Linked DNA regions of Homo sapiens: region 1 is linked to region 2. The links are chromatin loops, found by intact Hi-C in ENCODE. Cell type or tissue: PC-3. All regions are shown on one strand. Links, peaks and the distances in the headings refer to the core of each region. The heading gives the core; the rest is flanking DNA. Region 1 has its middle 25 kb from the start of BBS12. Region 2 overlaps FGF2 (fibroblast growth factor 2).

Region 1 (8,350 bases), core at 301-8,300, 140 kb after region 2:
GTAATTTATAAAGAACAGAAATTTATTCTTTCACAGCTATGGAGGCTGAGAAGTCCAAGATCAAGGTGTTGGCATCTGATGAGGGCTTTCTTGCTGTGTCCTCACATGAAGGAAGGCAGAAGGGCCAAAAAAGGGACAAACTCTTTGTCCTCATATGGCAGAAGAGAAGAGAGAACCCACTCCTGAAAGCCCTTTTTATAGCAGTATTAATCCATTCATGAGGGCTTTGCCCTCATGACCCAAACACCTCCCATTAGAGCCTACCTCCCAACCTCATTGCATTGGAGAATACAGTTCCAATACATGAATTTTAGGGGGCACATTTAGACCATAGCACCCCACATCTATTTTCCCTTATTAACATCTTACATTAGTATAGTATACTTGTCACAATTAATGAACCAGTATTGATACATAATTTTAACTAAAGTCCATACTTTATTCTGATTTTCTTAGTTATCACTTGATGTTCCTTTTCTGTTCCACAATCCTATCCAGGGCACCATATATATTACCTTTAGTCCTTCTATCTCCTTGTGCTTCTCTTGGCTGTGACCATTTCTCATAATTTCCTTGTTTTTGATGGCATTGACTGTTTTAAGCAGTATTGGCCAGGTATTTTTGAGAATGCCATACACGAATAAACTTTTAAAGATATCTAATATAGTCCTATATTCAGTTAGTGCACAGGAAAAATGTAACTTAAAATAAATCTAGTATGGGCTGGGTGCGATGGCTCACGCCTGTAATCCCAGCACTTTGGGAGGCCAAGGCGGGTGGATCACCTAAGGTCAGGAGTTCGAGACCAGCCTGGACAACATGGTGAAACCCCCATCTCTACTAAAAATACAAAAAGTAGCCAGCCGTGGTGGCAGGCACCTGTAATCCCAGCTACTTGGGAGGCTGAGGCAGGAGAATCGCTTGAACCTGGGAGGCGGAGGTTGCAGTGAGCCGAGATCGTGCCATTGCACTCCAGCCTGGTGGACAAGAGTGAGACTTTGTCTGAAAATAACTAACTAACTATCTAAATAAATAAATAAATTCTAGTATGTAGGAAACTTTGGTTAAGGTAATTCTAGAAGGAAAAAAATCTTTTGGAAATGGCTTAAACTATTAAAATCAAGTCAAATAGGCTGAACAATTGGTCCTAGTTTTCATAGAGATATAATACTAGATAGAATAATTATGACTAGTAGTTGGAATTGTCATTTCAAAAACTTGAAACAACTTTCCAAATTGAACAGAAATTGAAATTATTTATATTCTTATGAGTTGTAATCTTTGTTGTTTTTAAATAGTAATAAAGTTAATATTATCTTGGGTTCTGTTTTAATTGATCACTGTTTATAAACATTTTTAAAAATTTTTTATTTTATTATTATTATACTTTAAGTTTTAGGGTACATGTGCACAACGTGCAGCTTTGTTACATATGTATACATGTGCCATGCTGGTGTGCTGCACCCATTAACTCGTCATTTAGCATTAGGTATAATAAACATTTTTATGTGTTGAAGTAAAATACATATTTGACATTAAAAATACTATGCAGTACTCATTTAATCATATTAATATATCTTATTTGTCTAAATGTCTCCCATTGTGGATTATTTGGGTTGCTTTCATTTTTTAATAATACGCCCATAAACATTTTTGTATAAGAATTATAAACATTTTTGTATAAGAACAATTTAAAATTGAACCAATTTTTATTTTTTCCAGCAAGGTATATAAATGCATGCTTTTCCACATGCCCACTAACACTGAGTTCTATCTTTTGTGTATTTTCACTAGGATGTAATGCTGCTGTAAAGTGTTTTGCTCTATACTGCTCCTATAGAGCAAAGTCGTGCATTTTCCCAAAATTTCTTGTGTAAATTGTTTTTCTTTATTTGTTATTAAATGGAATTTAAATGCCAAACTTATAGATAAAATTAGACACCCAGTAGGCCTGTTAATTAGGAAGGGCTGTGCTTTTTAGGAAAATGGCAGTTTGTGTGGAGGGTGAGTATAAGAACAGCTCCTCCTGAGACTAGGGATTATTTTCATTAAGGAAAAGGGAAAGAGAAGAGAAGAAAAGAAGGTATAAAAGCAAAAAAGGAGGGTGTAATGAGGAAACAGTAAAAGGTCACCACTCCACATTTTGAAAGTTGTCACCTCTATAACTTACTAACATTTTTAATAAAGTAAAAAGCCCAAGAAGTGCTTGATACAAAAGGTGGATTGGTTATAGTCACTAAGATTAGGGAAATAAAGGGTGATGACGGCAAAAAAAGTGGCAATAAAACACTGACGACAAAGAGAAGTAAAAAGGTGTGGGGTGGGGGTGTGTGTGTGTGAGAGAGAGAGAGAGAGAGAGAGAATGAGGCACAATAAAATTTTGAGGAGGGGAGTTACTGGATATAAGGTTTGGGTCAGGTATAACCTGGGATCAGGGAGAGCCCAGCTGAAACATATTTATATATATAAAATAGTAACCTTTTTATGGTGTGTCACATTTAGTTCTTCCTGTCATTTGATGGTGTTTTTATTCTTGTAATATGGAAATATGTATTTTGCATTTAATAACCTATTTTTTAAATAGCCACTAATTTATCTCGCCATCCACAAAAGGGATAAATATGTTATTCTGGTTTCTTTGAGTATTACATTGTATAGTCTAGTTTCTGGTAGATTCATATTTTATGTTCTATTTTTGAACCCATTGTAATTTACTGATATGGCTCTAGTGACAATAGATCTAAGTTAATTTGTTTCGATATAATTGAAAAAGTTATTTCATTCTCTATTGTACTACTCCAGTTTGTAATAAAATAAGTCATTATAATGGCTTGAATCAATAACTGACCAATTTTTGAAACCCCCATTTTTTTTTTTTTTTTGAGATAGTCTTCTGTTGCCCAGACTGGAATGTAGTGGCACAAACACAGCTCACTGCAGCCTCACCTTCCTGGGCTTAAGCGATCCCCTTGCCTCAGTCTCCTGAGTAGCTGGGACTACAAGCGTGCATTACCACACTGGGCTAATTTTTAAATTTTTTCTAGAGATGGGGTCTGTCAACATTGCCCAGGCTGGTCTCAAACTCTTGGGCTCAAGTGATCCTCCCGCCTTGGCCTCCCAAAGAGCTGGGATTACAGGTGTCAGCCACTGTGCCCTACCCCGTGTTATAAACATGGTATAATAAATTTTTGACAATAAATTTTATTTACTTAAAATTACATAAATTTTATGTTATGTATATTTTACCACATAATTACGTAAATTTTGTTGTTACATAAATTTATTATAACATTTATGATCTTAAACACTTTTAAGTGTGTAGTTCAGTAGCATTACATACATCCACACTGTTGTGCCCATAATAAAATTGTAAAGCCTGGCCTTACCATTATAATCTTTTAAGGAGCCATTATTTGTCATATTTCTCCCTTTCAAATGGGTTTCACTATCACTCAAAATCTGTCAGGGATATAATTTAGCAATAGGAATCATAGAATTTAGAGTAAAAAAGTATAAGAGGAGTGACCTTGTTCAACTTTGTCATTTACATGCGACATAACAGGCCAAGAGAAAATGAATCACTTTCCCAAGTCACCTTTAGTTAATAGCAGAGCCAGGACTCTGACCCTGGCCTATGCTGACTAGCTCCAAACATACAGTAATAAAAAAGAAACTGCCCAAAGAGTTCCTGTTACTTTTAATCCCTTACTTACAGATTTATGCTACTCCACACTACAATAATCTTTTATTTTGTGGATTTTAAAGCGGCAGGTCAAAATTTTCAAAGGGCATAGGAGTAGAAGTTTGCCACCTACAGGTCAAAAGAAAGAAGACATCTTTAGATTTTCAGAGCTTCAAAGTTTTAAAGAAGTGAGGTGAAAGTGTGTTTTAAAACACTTTTGAGAGTAGCTGTCAATATAACACAAGAAGATTTTTATAAAAAGAGATAGTGGCGTAATTCTCAGCACTTTTAGTGCAACAAGTTTCTACTATATTATTTTTTCAGTAATATATGGCACTAGGGTGGCAGAAAAAAATGATAAGAGTGTGGAACAGTATGAATCCATAATTAGAAAGAAATGAAAATGTTTCTCAGCAACTGAGAACTAATTTCTCTTTTTCTGCTGGCATTCTTCCTCCCTGCTAAGAAAAATCTGGATGGGCAATGAAAGCTCTGTAATGATGCTGGGACAAGTGTATAACCATTTAGAAAAAGTTCATTTACAGTCTTAACTCATAACCTCTGCCTACTAAAACAAATTCCAGTTAGATGAAATATTTCAATGTGAAAGGTAAGATAACAAAAGTACTAAAAAGTCTATATAGAAGATTGTAACAAAATCTTGGAATTGGGAAGACCTTTCTAAATCTAACACCAAAGGAAAGAAAATAGACATTTTACAAGTCTTTTTTTTTTTTTTTTTTTTTTTTTTTGAGACGGAGTCTCGTTGTTTCACCAGGCTGGAGTGCAGTGGCACGATCTCGGCTCACTGCAACCTCCAGCTCCCTGGGTTCAAGCGATTCTCCTGCCTCAGCCTTCTGACTAGTTGGGACTACAGGCACGCGCCACCACGCCCAGCTAATTTTTGTATTTTTAGTAGAGACGGGGTTTCACCATGTTGGCCAGGATGGTCTCCATCTCTTGACTTCGTGATCTGCCCGCCTCAGCCTCCCAAAGTGCTGGGATTACAGGCGTGAGCCACTACGCCCGGCCCAAATCTTTTTTTTAAAATAAAGAAAAGTCACTGTTTTGTCTCCCTTACTAATAATCAAAAAAAAGTTTAATTAAAATTAGATAGCATTTTTACTCAAATTGGTCCAAAAAAATGTTAATGATAATATTCAGTGTTGACAAGGGTTGGGGAAAAGACACGTTCATTTGCAGAGCCTTCTGGAGAACAATTTGGCAAAAATATATCGCAAAGGGCACAATCCACCTAACTGTAAATGGTGGTGCTGGCTTCTAGCCTAGGCTTTTTCCTTCACGTTTTGGGACTCCTTATACAAATCTACTGTTTGCCCAGTTTTGTTCCCAGGGGTCTCAGGGAGCATCTAACTTGGAAATAAGAATAATGAATTATACATGAATCTCAGGAAAATGTTTTTTTCCCCCATGAGTGAACATTGAAAACTCAAAGAAGATTATCAAATAATTCTTTCATAAACAAGGTAATTTGTGGTTTTTAAAATTCAAACCTGTAAGAAACTGGAATTTTCATCATTTCCTTAATGGACAGACTATTTAAATATTAATTCATGTGGGAGGATTGCTTGAGGCTGAAAGTTCAAGTCTGCAGTGAGTTGACTATGCCACTGTACTCTAGCCTGGTGCAACAGAGAAAGACTGTGTCTCTACAATAATAAAAATAAAAATAAAATATTAATTCACACCTCTCAAAAAATACATATATATCAGAAAAGCTTAAAAATGCCTAGCTACCTATTGACCCGTTATCCATTTCTAAGAATTTATCCAGAAGAAATAATCACAAATAATAGGAAAGATTCCATTAGAATCTATTTATGATACCCTTGTCCGTAATAGCTCCCAAGCTGGAATTGACCTAAATGTCTGATAGGATATTGGTTGAATAAATTATAGTAGGTTATTGCGCTGGAATGATATGATACCATTGAAACTATTTTACTAAACTCTAATAATATTAGGGGAATTTCTTGATATATTAATTGACAGAAGTAGATTATATGGCCGCATGTTTAGTATGACCCCACTTTGGATTGTAAAAAACACATCTACATCTACACACATAGAAGCAGCCTTGGAAAGCCATACCCCCAAATATTAATAATGGTAACCTTGACGTGTGGGGAAAATAACAGAATAAGAAGTTCCTCTAAAAATGTTCTTGAAGAATAATGGAAAGAATTAAAGGATGAATGTGTTCCAATGACAGTGTGAATAGGTGAAGAGGAAAAGGCAATCCATAGTTAAAGACAAAAAAAAAAAAAGAGACCTGACTCAGTATGTAAAAGTACTTAGGAAGAAAGGAGGTGCCAGCACATGCAATAAAATTCGTCGAGGATAAAGTCACATGCAAAGTAAAAGCTTGTACAACATGATCTAGGAGCCTAGAAGTAAACCACAAATAGCATGGGCAATTTGGCATGGCTGCTGCTTGCAAAATGTGAATTTTGTTATCCCAAGAGTCGATCTAAAACTGTGAATACATTTTCTAGTCTAAATAAAGATCTAAACTGTTTAAAAAGCTCCACAATAATATATGACTAAGTGGCCACGGGTGAAAACTCATTTAGAAATAACAAAGAAACTAGATTTTTAAAGAAAGAATCCTTTGAAAAGTATTTTGACGCTTTGAAAGTATTTCTTTAGAATGCATTACATTTTTTAAATTTTTTTACTCATAGACGGTAGAGCTAATTAAAATCAGTTTTTCACTTTTTATTGAATATATGCTCCTAGATTACTTTATCAAAGCAGAGTTCATATTCTGCCACATGCAGAATTTGCTCATGGAGAAGTCTTCAGGTTTTTTGATCATGTGCCCCAATACATGCATTTATATTTATAAATTAAATGCATCTGTCCTACTAAACTAATAGGATACATAAATTATATGTAATCAGAAACTCAAAAGAATGCAACCGTTTTTCTCTTATCTACCTATGACCTGGAAGCTCCCTCCTCACTTTGAGTTGTTGTCCCGCCTTTGCCTTGAGTTGTCTCACCTTTCTGAACTGAACCAATCAATATACATCTTATACATATTGACTGATGTCTCATGTCTCCCTAAAATGTATAAAACAAAGCTGTGTCCCTACCACCTTGGGCGCATGTCATCAGGACCTCCTGAAGCTGTGTCACAGGTGTGCTTCCTCAACCTTGGCAAAATAAACTTTCTAAATTAACTGAGACCTGTCTCAGATTTTCAGGGTTCACAGTTTGCAGCCTCCACAGGGCAAGTCTGAAATATGATTGATTAAAAACGCAGTGTGTATTTAATTATCTTAATTTCTGAATAAAGAATACACAACAGACGTCGTGAGCAAAGATCTTGCCTTACTGGTTAATGGTGTTCCTGAAGAGCATGTCTGACTAGTAGCTCTATCAGAGGACTCACTTGGCTTCAATTTCAGCCTCAACAAACAATATTCCTAGCTTCCCAGAGAGACTTTCTTACATGGGAGGACATTCTTGGCTCGGTTCATATGAGTATTCTGATCTTTTGGGTAGTTACATTACAAATATAAATATGAAATTAGCATCTTCTCTGTGAGTCTGGTTAACATGAGTTAGTTCTGATGATGATTATCTTCTGCTATTCAGATAAAGCTATGATCACAGGAAACTTGCCAGGGGACACCAGTGTCTAAGCACTGCCACCCTGTGGGACCCTTGACTCCTTTGACCCACCATTCCCTTTCCCTCACTAAATTGAGCCTTTTAGAGTAGAACAATGGCATGAACTCATGAGCCAAGAACTGCACCTAAACTTCATGGCTTTGAAATCCAGAGGGTGCTCTAATGTTTGAATGGTCCATCTTTAACATAGGAAAGTAGTTCTTTGAAAGGTTGTACATTTAAGTAATCATTTTAAACAATAAATGGTATAATGCAGATCTCTGTTATGGCATTTCAGGAGAGTTTGTGACAGAGGAAATTCCTCTACTGTGTTCCTGGGATTGAAACTTACCTCCATTACTGTGTTTTATGTGGAGTCTATTTATTCCTATATTTCTTGTAATTTAGTCCAAAGTGTTTCTTGGCAACATTCCCCCACAATTCTTTTGAGTTGTGTGAGTTCCCATTTCATAACCTGTTGTTTGCCATCTAATTTCTGATATCTTCTGATATCTTCTAATATCTGATATTTCTAATGTGCTATTCTTTCAAAAACATCAATCTAGATGATTTAACTCATTTACAAATATTAATTGTCATCAGCTGTGTGGCTGCATTTTTTTCTGGTGAGTTTCTGTTGCGTTTTCATTGTCTGTTAGAATATTTGGTCGGTGCGCTATGGTTTGAATGTTTTTGTCCTCTCCCAAAATTCATGTGTTGAAATTTTAATCCCCAATGCAACAGTGTTGAGAGGTGTTAATTAATGCTGTCATAAAACAACCTTGCTGGAGTGGGTTTGCTATCTCTTGCTCTTCCACCATGTGAAGAAGATACAGTAAGAAGGTCTGTACAAGACGCTGACACCTTGATCTTGGACTTCCCAGCTGACGGAAATGTGAGACAATAAATTTCTGTTCTTTATAATCCCCCAGTCTGTGGTATTCTGTTATTGCAGCACAAAAGGACCAAGATAGTCGTTTTAATCTTTTTTCCTTTTCTTTCTTTTTAACTTTTGTGGGTACATAGTAG
Region 2 (8,350 bases), core at 332-8,331:
AAAATATGAAAATTAAGAATTAACATATAGTTCAATGTTGTAATAAAAATAAGAGGAATAATTTAATTTCTGTAAATGTTTGGTGTTAGGTGATATTTCAATATAACTGATAGCTATTAATGATATGTAATTTATATTTAATGTTTAATAAATTAGATGTAGATTATATATACTTATTTACTTATTATAAACAACTAATTGGCATTCTTTTCAGATATCCAAGCCAGTTGCTCTCCTTTCTTTATGTACCTCACTCTCCCCAGGCATTAATGTCAAGTGTTTTTTGCAGAGGAAAATTTAACCCTCAACACGAGCATATGCACAAATTCAAACACATATCTAAATTGACATTCACATGTCCTTTCTCTTTCCCTACACACATATTCCAGTCCTTCATCCCTACCCCAATATTTTAGGTAATAAAGGACCTAACAGTGACTTAAACCCATAAACTGGGTGTTCAAGAGTTAAGGGTAGGGACCCATTAATTCATTCACTGAATATTACTGAGTTCTTATACATACTCTGCTGTATACACTGTTCTAAGCACTAGGTACACATCAGTGAACAAAGTAAAGTTTCTGCATAGGGAGCTTACATTCAAATGCATAAGATACAAATAATAAAACGAATGAATATTATATAAGGTGGAGATGTGTTATTAAGAAAAATACATGGTGCACTAAGCACTAGGTATACATCAGTGAACAGATGTATAGTTTCCACATATGGAGTTAAGCAAAGTTTCTACATATGGAGCTTACATTCAAATGTGTAAGATACAAATAATAAAATGAATAAATGTTATGTAAGGTGGAGATAAGTGTTATTAAGAAAAACACATGGTGCCAAGATAAAAAGAATGACTGGGTTTGCCATGTACATTATGTTCGGTATGCCCAATATACATTAACTTCTTTATGCTTGCCATATACATTAACTTCTGTATGCCCAACACCTAACAAGCAATAAATTTCTATTGAATGAATGAACAAACTTATGAGACACTCTGTGGTAGCTTCTGTCTCATTGGTAACAGTGATAATATTGTATCTAATGAGATTTATCTAAATACAGTAGGTCTGAATTATAAAAGGCGATAGGATTATTAAAGACTAGAACAATGAAAAATAAAAGATAACCAAATTTCTGGCATCTGACCAAGTTGGAGTAAAGACAGAACAAGAGGGTCACATATATATGAGAACCAAAGGGAAAAGGCTAGCAGGTCTGTGCCCTTGCTCTGAGTTCTGGAGATATGGCTGAAAGAAATTAGTAGTCTTTTAAGGGTTGTGTTTATACAAACTTCTGGTTAGGATTTCAGTAGCCATGCCTAGGGAAGGTCTTAAAATGAATCCTCTGCTTAGGAAAGCAGATGTCTGTGGAACGGGGAAAACAGAAAAAGAATCAGAAAATGAATCATTCCTTTCACCCATTCTAGAAACCCTCAAATAAACGAGTTTATCTTCAGGATAAGTTTTCAAAGAAATAGTGGTTTTAAACTTGAACATGCTTTAACAGAGAAAGTATCTTACATTCTGTTAATATCTCTAAAAAATGCATCAGAAAATTTACCCTTTCTTAGTAGCCAAAATGATTATTTCTTGGGCTAGCAATTTCTAACAGTGGGGAAGGAAGGATTGCAGAGTGATAAATGAGACCACCCTTACATCATCCACACTGTCTTCTGTTTTCCATTTACTGCTACACACACACAAAGAACATCAGACTTGTAATTGGCAAATGTATAGGAAAATTGTCATACCATTCACCATTCCAAAATATGATGGAACTAATCTAAATATGGTTTAAAATCACATATTTTTATAAGTTAAAAGGATACTATACCTTTTGTAGTATGTGAAAATCAGATATGCTTTAATATGGTTAAAATCACATATTTTTATAAGTTAAAAGGTTACTATACCTTTTGTAGTATGTGAAAATCAGATATGCTTAAAGGAACTAGACCTCACCAACTCAAAGCAGGGAGGGGTCATATATGTGAATGTTGAGTAGCACCCAACAAAGCAGCTAAGCACAAGAGCATTTTAGAATACTTGTTTCACAAGAGAGTGGAAAGTTCCTTTTTTGAGATTAGGAAAAAAAAGGATCATGGAATTTTACACTTGAGGCATAGAGATATCATCTTCTTTTATAGGAAGGGAGAACAAAGATGAAAACATAATCTCATAGGCTACATTTTCAAAACCAATCCTCAGTAATTTTTTTGCCATAAAACAATATACTGGAAAGAAAGAATAATAAAAGATCACTAGCTAAGAAATAAATTCCATGCCAATCAGAACATTCTAGATGGGGAAATCACAAGCAACAGATAGATACAAAGACATTTGGCACTAAACTGTAGTCCACATTCGTGAGCCCTGGAAAAGTGTAAGTCTAAGACACAGAATCTAATTGGATTTACATAGAATGTTCCAATTAGGTCCCAGGAAGAGATTAAAAGGTATATGAAAAAGCAGTGGACAGTCACTAAGGATTAGTGAGAAAATATCAAATCGACTTTTACAATTTCTTAAAAGATGGTTAGAACCAGCCTGCCTGGATTTTAACACTGAGTTTATCACATACTAGATGTGTGACCCCAGTCAAGTGTTTCATCACCTCTAAAGTGGGAACAAATTATAGCCTCTCATGGGAGTATTGTGAAGTTTAAATGTGCATAATTCTTATACAAATATTTAGCATAGCATAGGAGATTGGTCAGGGTGGTGGGAAAAATTGTAGAAAGATGCAAACCTTCTTGGAAGGCTGGAAGGTTTACAAAAGCTTCGGAAAAGGATTTCCGAAGGAAAAAAAGGAAGTTTAAATGTGCATAATTCTTATACAAATATTTAGCATAGTGTAGGAGATTGGTCAGGGTGGTGGCAAAAATTGTAGAAAGATGCAAACCTTCTTGGAAGGCTGGAAGGTTTACAAAAGCTTCGGAAAAGGATTTGGATGAAGGCAGCCAGATTCTCTTACCTGGTGCCTGAAAGCTTAGTTTAGGTAACATGGGGATGTAAAGAACCTGATCTAGGTAAGTTAACCGTTGGCGCACAGGACTAATCTCTCTGGGGCAGTGGTGGTGGGGGCCGGGGGGGGGGTGGCGGGGGTGCATGACCATGTTAATTACCCACAACTGTGTTGACTCAAGGCCTTTGTCATTAAATCTGTACTGAGTAAATGCCCGCAGCACTGGCTTGTCAGGGCCGTGGCTACTGCAACTCTTTCTATGAGTGGCCCAGTCCCCAGCCTGCTCTTTCATTGGATATCTGTGATCTGTGCCTGAGTGCATTTTTTCATCCGTCATTCAGTCAGAGACTGTGGGTCAGACCTGGCATAGCGTCTGGGGTCTCACTCTGTTGCCCAGGCTGGAGTGCGGTGGCACAATAACTCACTGCAGCCTTGAACTCCAAGGCTCAAGTGATCTTCCCATCTCAGTCTCCCAAAGTGCTGGGATTACAGATGTGAGGCACTGTGCCCAGCATTAGTATTTTAATGTTGTTGTTATATTGCCAAACACAGCTAATGGGAATTGTTTGATATAAAGAAAAAAAAGTGGGAAGACATGCTCATCTCACTACTGATCATATCTAGGACATTAACTAGATTTTTCACAAACCACATAGCTTAGGACTGTCTACTGCTTAAGACTATACTCAGGCTCAAACTTTTTTAGGGGAGAAGTAAGCATTTTAAAAACCTAAGTGGTGCCATAAAATGTCACAAAATACTTACCAGCATAAACATATACCTAATATTTCCATATAAAAGGTTTATGAAATAGTCAAAATCAAATTTGTGTGAGCTGTTTTCAATCCTTATGTCTAGCATTTTCCCCCTTCTAATAAGTTCATCTCCAGATTTAATTAACAATCTCTAATCATTTATGGTCAAAGATTTTTAAAGTTGACTTTTATTGTTTTTAGGAAACATTGGTCTGCTCCATTATAACTTTTCTTTTGTTAGAAACAGAACTTGCAGGCTGGTTATGGTAGCTCACACCTGTAACCCCAGCACTTTGGGAAGCCCAGGTGGGAGGATAGCCTGAACCTCAGGAGTTCAAGACCAGCCTGGGCAACACGGTGAAATCTCATCTCTAAAAAAAAAAAAAAAATTAGGTGTGGTGGTGCACACCTGTAGTCCCAACTATTCAGGAGGCTGAGGTGGGAGGATCACCTGAGCCCAGGCAGGTCAAGACTGCAGTGAGCTCTGATGGTGCCACTGCACTCCAGGCTGGCCAGCAGAATGAGACCCTGTCTCAAAAAGTAAATGGAATTTATGGTGGTAAAGTTCAACATCTTGTCAAGACAAAGACTGCATAGTTTCTGGAGAAATAAACCTTCTGGGAATATTTCCAAATGGAATCTAGAAGACAGTGCATTGATATAGAGGTATATTTACAGATATATTTCTACATTAATAAAGTAAAGCATAATATCCTTTATAAATTAATGTCAAGCCTAGCCCAGACACTGAAAGCCTGAATTCTGTACCCACATAATCAACAGTCTATGGAAACTCTGGGAACCATGCCACTGGTCTCCAACCTAGCATAGTTGAGAAATGACACATTCTTTTAAGAAGCATTCATCCAGGAAATGAGTGTGTCACAAAGCAAACCAGTAAAAGGACCATAACTTATTTTATGAATGAAGAATATAGGGTACTAGCCAAAGGTACAGCTCCCTTATGAGTATGTTATAATTTCTCATTCTTTTCTTTTATCACGTGATGGATAGATAGAACTCTAACAGGAAGAAAAGTAATCATGTCAGCCATAAGAATATTGTCCATGTCATCTCATAATTGTTTTTAATCCATTTTTCTATATTTATCCCTATTCCAAGATCAGATCTTTCCACCTGCCCCTCCCCAACAAAAAAAAAGAAAAAAGAATTCATAGACAAGAAGACACAAAGAAATGGGAGACAAGAAAACACAAACTAATCAATTTTATTCATACTACTCATGAAAAGCAATTACATTTTTACATAAAATCATTAACACATACAATAGAAATAATAAGAGTAATACATCTGATTAGAAATACAATATAGGAAATAGATTTTAAAATAGCATATTTTAGTGATGAAATTTATATTTTCTACTTATTTATAGCAGCATCTGTAAGATTCTTCTATCTGTTCATAGTTAACTAGCAGCAAAATATTTTAAATTACAGAAATTCAGTAGATGTTTCCCTCCAATGTTTCATTCATACAGAATGTATCACGTTAACCAAACAAAACCACTTATATTTCCTGAAGAGAAAAGGTGGGAAAAGATTTCATCAGTTACCAGCTCCCCCAAAAAAAGAAGAAACGAGGGAGAAAGGATGGAAGCTAGAAAAATTTTGCATGCAATTACTAAAAAATATATTCTCAACCACTTTGACCAATTATAGGTGGATTTTGTGAAATCTACATATGTGTGTGTTAGTGAAAGTTATGTTAACTTTATTTTCTGACTTTATACTGCAGTTGAAAAATATGTGGAAGTTTCCAGGAGGCCTGTCAGAGCCTGAAGAAGATATTGGTGTGTATCTTTTATATTTTTAATTGGCTTAAAAATGTTGAGGAAATTAATGTGTTTACTTTCTTGCTTTATAGCTAAGAATAAAAATTTAAATTTTCCAATTTGTTCCGACTGAGTCTGAACATTTCAGAAATTACCTCAGAGCTGATATAATTAGCAGCATAATTTCTAATATTACAGTTTATTCCATTAGTAGAAATAATATCATTAGGAACATACCACCTATTCTTCTGTTTATGACTGCTTCTGGATTAATCTGTCTGAAAATGAGAAGCTTTGGATATACATCAGTAAAGTTTAGCATTAAAGGTTATTTTGGATACGACTAATATTGTTGTTGGAATTAAACTATGAGAAAACAAATTCCTGACCATTCCATCACAGAGGATGAATAGTAGCCTTTAAATGAACTTTGAAATAAATATAATAAAGTCAGTTATAAAGCAGTGATTATATAATTCTTCACTTTATGAAAATTGTATCTACTATTTATTTTTAATAGTCAGGTAGTCAAAACATAGTAAAATGTCATATAAGAAAGTCTCAACTGAGAAATAATCCCCTAACACAACTTACTGAGCTCAGTATTTAAGACAAGGAAATATAAAATAAGCTAAGAATTATTTATGTCACTGATTTACAGGAAATCGAAAAATAGAAACCAAATTTTCCTACCTATTCCTTAAACTATTGGATCAAATTCAATGTGTATCATGACAAATCAATGTATTTGTTTGATACCAATATTATTTCTCCATGACCTTTTCCTTAATATGCATGTCCCCTATTCTATTTAGCCAACAATGATATTAAGGCAATTTTCTAAATTGTCTTTAAATATTTTATTTAAAAATGTCCATGTACTTAAAGCTTGATTTTTAAAACTTTTACACAAATCAAAATACCATACATACATTATATAGCCAACTCGTAACAATCCATCAGAAAATGGATTGCATTAAGATATATCTCTAGCCAATCTTGGTTTCAGGTACTTATTGACCTTTTGCTTAGTTTATGCTTATTCTTCTGTTGATATAAAAGATGATTTTGTAGTGGTGTGAATGCTGAAAGAGAAGGCCATTTGTTCTACAGCCTAATTCTCTCACACTATCCACTGGTGCCACGTGAGAGCAGAGCATGTGAGCTAATTAAGCTTATGTTTTGCAGCCTTACCCAATCTATATTGGGCAAAAAGCAGTCTGCAGGTTTGCAAGGCTTCCTCTCTCCTGCATCTTGCCTTTTCAAATAAATTGATTTTTTTCATGTGAACTCTTATGGGTCCTCTGAATTTCAGCTGTACTTACTTGTAGATGTAATTGAAGAAAAACACATTTCCAAGCCAAATATATATAATTTCAGGCCTAAGTATACTCCAGAATCCTTCTTAAAGTCCAGATGATTAAAAATTCACTACCTTTTTTTCTTTAAAAAAAAAAAAAGTGCTTGTGGTTGTCACAACAACTCACCTACCCAGAGATCATATATGCCTCAGTCATGTGGAATTAAGAAGAAAAAAACTGCCGTTGGCATTAGCCATACTTCCTAAGCTTAGTGTAAATTAAAGCTTTGCCTGAAAATTCATAAAACCCTGAAAGCAGCTAGAAATGAAAACTGACAGTAGAGGTCTGAAAGACTATGTCTATATGAAGGCATTTCTAACTCAACATAAAACAAAAGATATTCTTAATGATGAAGCTGAATCATCTAAGAATTACTGAAATTATTTAAACTCTGTATTTAGGAAAACATGCAATGTACTTTAGGAATACTGCCATCACAAACAGTTAAACATTTATATTGGCTCAAACAGTAAACCCTAGTTAACTGGGAAACACATTTGTTTGAACTCCTTCATTCTTTCATAATACTAGGTAAATGAAGAATTGTTATCCATAGTGTTTTTTAAATATCAAGAGGGTCATATAGAAAATAGAATGCAATCCTCAAGGCTTTTGTATAAAATAATACCCTAAGAGTATAAAGGTATCCACAAGATTAAAATTGACAAACTGCCTTCTTAAAAAATCGTATTACCACTGGCAGGAAGAGTATCTGCTGCATTAGCCAGAGAACTATAAAGCAGCTGAGCCTTATCAGAGATCATCAGTGCACTAGAGTCAGAGGGAAACACCAGGAAAACCCACATTCTGCAGATTATTTCCCATTATATTTTATTTCAATCTAATTCTATTATTAAATATAACAAAATAGAAATAACAAATATAAACTCCATTTCATTATTGTCCTGTAACTAAACAAAACAATACAACATATTTAAACATATCTCTTCATCAGCAAAAATAAAAACAAAACCTCTTAGTTTTTCCTATGTTCTTCAAACCTATAAAACAGCAAATGTTATTTCAGTTTGGCTTACAGTATATTAAAATAATAAAAAATACAACAGAATAAAGCACACTATCTTGATTAAAAATTTCAATTCATCTTGAAATCCTTGGGGAAGAAATATCCATCTTGAGGTGGAAGGGTCTCCCGCATACTCTGGAGACAAAAGCACTTATTTGCCCATTCAATTTTCAGTCAGTTAGTGATTCAAGTTAAACTGATCAAAACTACTCAGGCAGTGCTGATTTTCAGTCAGCTGCTATGGTGACTGCTGAGCAGGGCAGATTTGCTCACTACCCCCATCCAGTGCTTCCACGACATAGAAACAGCATAGATCATGAGCTACATGCCGAACTTTTGATTAGTGGTACTAAGAGCTAAATAGGATCCCCATAATTTATTTTCAAACATAAAGAATAAAAATGGACATTTAAACAAGTTAGGAGATGTTATATCA

Evidence for each region. Hi-C counts contacts between places; a loop is a spot of excess contacts. Peaks named below come from ENCODE experiments on the same cell type or tissue, not always from the same donor. Only the 100,000 strongest peaks of a DNase experiment are listed, where the experiment ranks them.
Region 1: it touches region 2 in a loop (5-fold over the local background); 6 of 110 quality-filtered maps call a loop at or near these places.

Annotation. Positions count from the first base shown.
Region 1 is chr4:122,753,600-122,761,949 of GRCh38, reverse strand. No RefSeq gene overlaps it. Among named protein-coding and RNA genes, the nearest start is that of BBS12, 25 kb to the right of the region's middle. In PC-3, for the core only: CTCF peaks have their summits at 1,812, 3,604 and 3,806 (motif pointing left); no DNase peak of the experiment used is centred there.
Region 2 is chr4:122,894,818-122,903,167 of GRCh38, reverse strand. It overlaps FGF2 (fibroblast growth factor 2), which reads right to left. Exons shown (of 3, transcript NM_001361665.2): 3 at 4,932-8,350. It overlaps NUDT6 (nudix hydrolase 6), which reads left to right. Exons shown (of 5, transcript NM_007083.5): 4 at 5,490-5,544. Among named protein-coding and RNA genes, the nearest start is that of NUDT6, 24 kb to the left of the region's middle. In PC-3, for the core only: no CTCF peak of the experiment used is centred there; a DNase peak (open chromatin) is centred at 4,567; H3K27ac peaks cover 4,253 bases.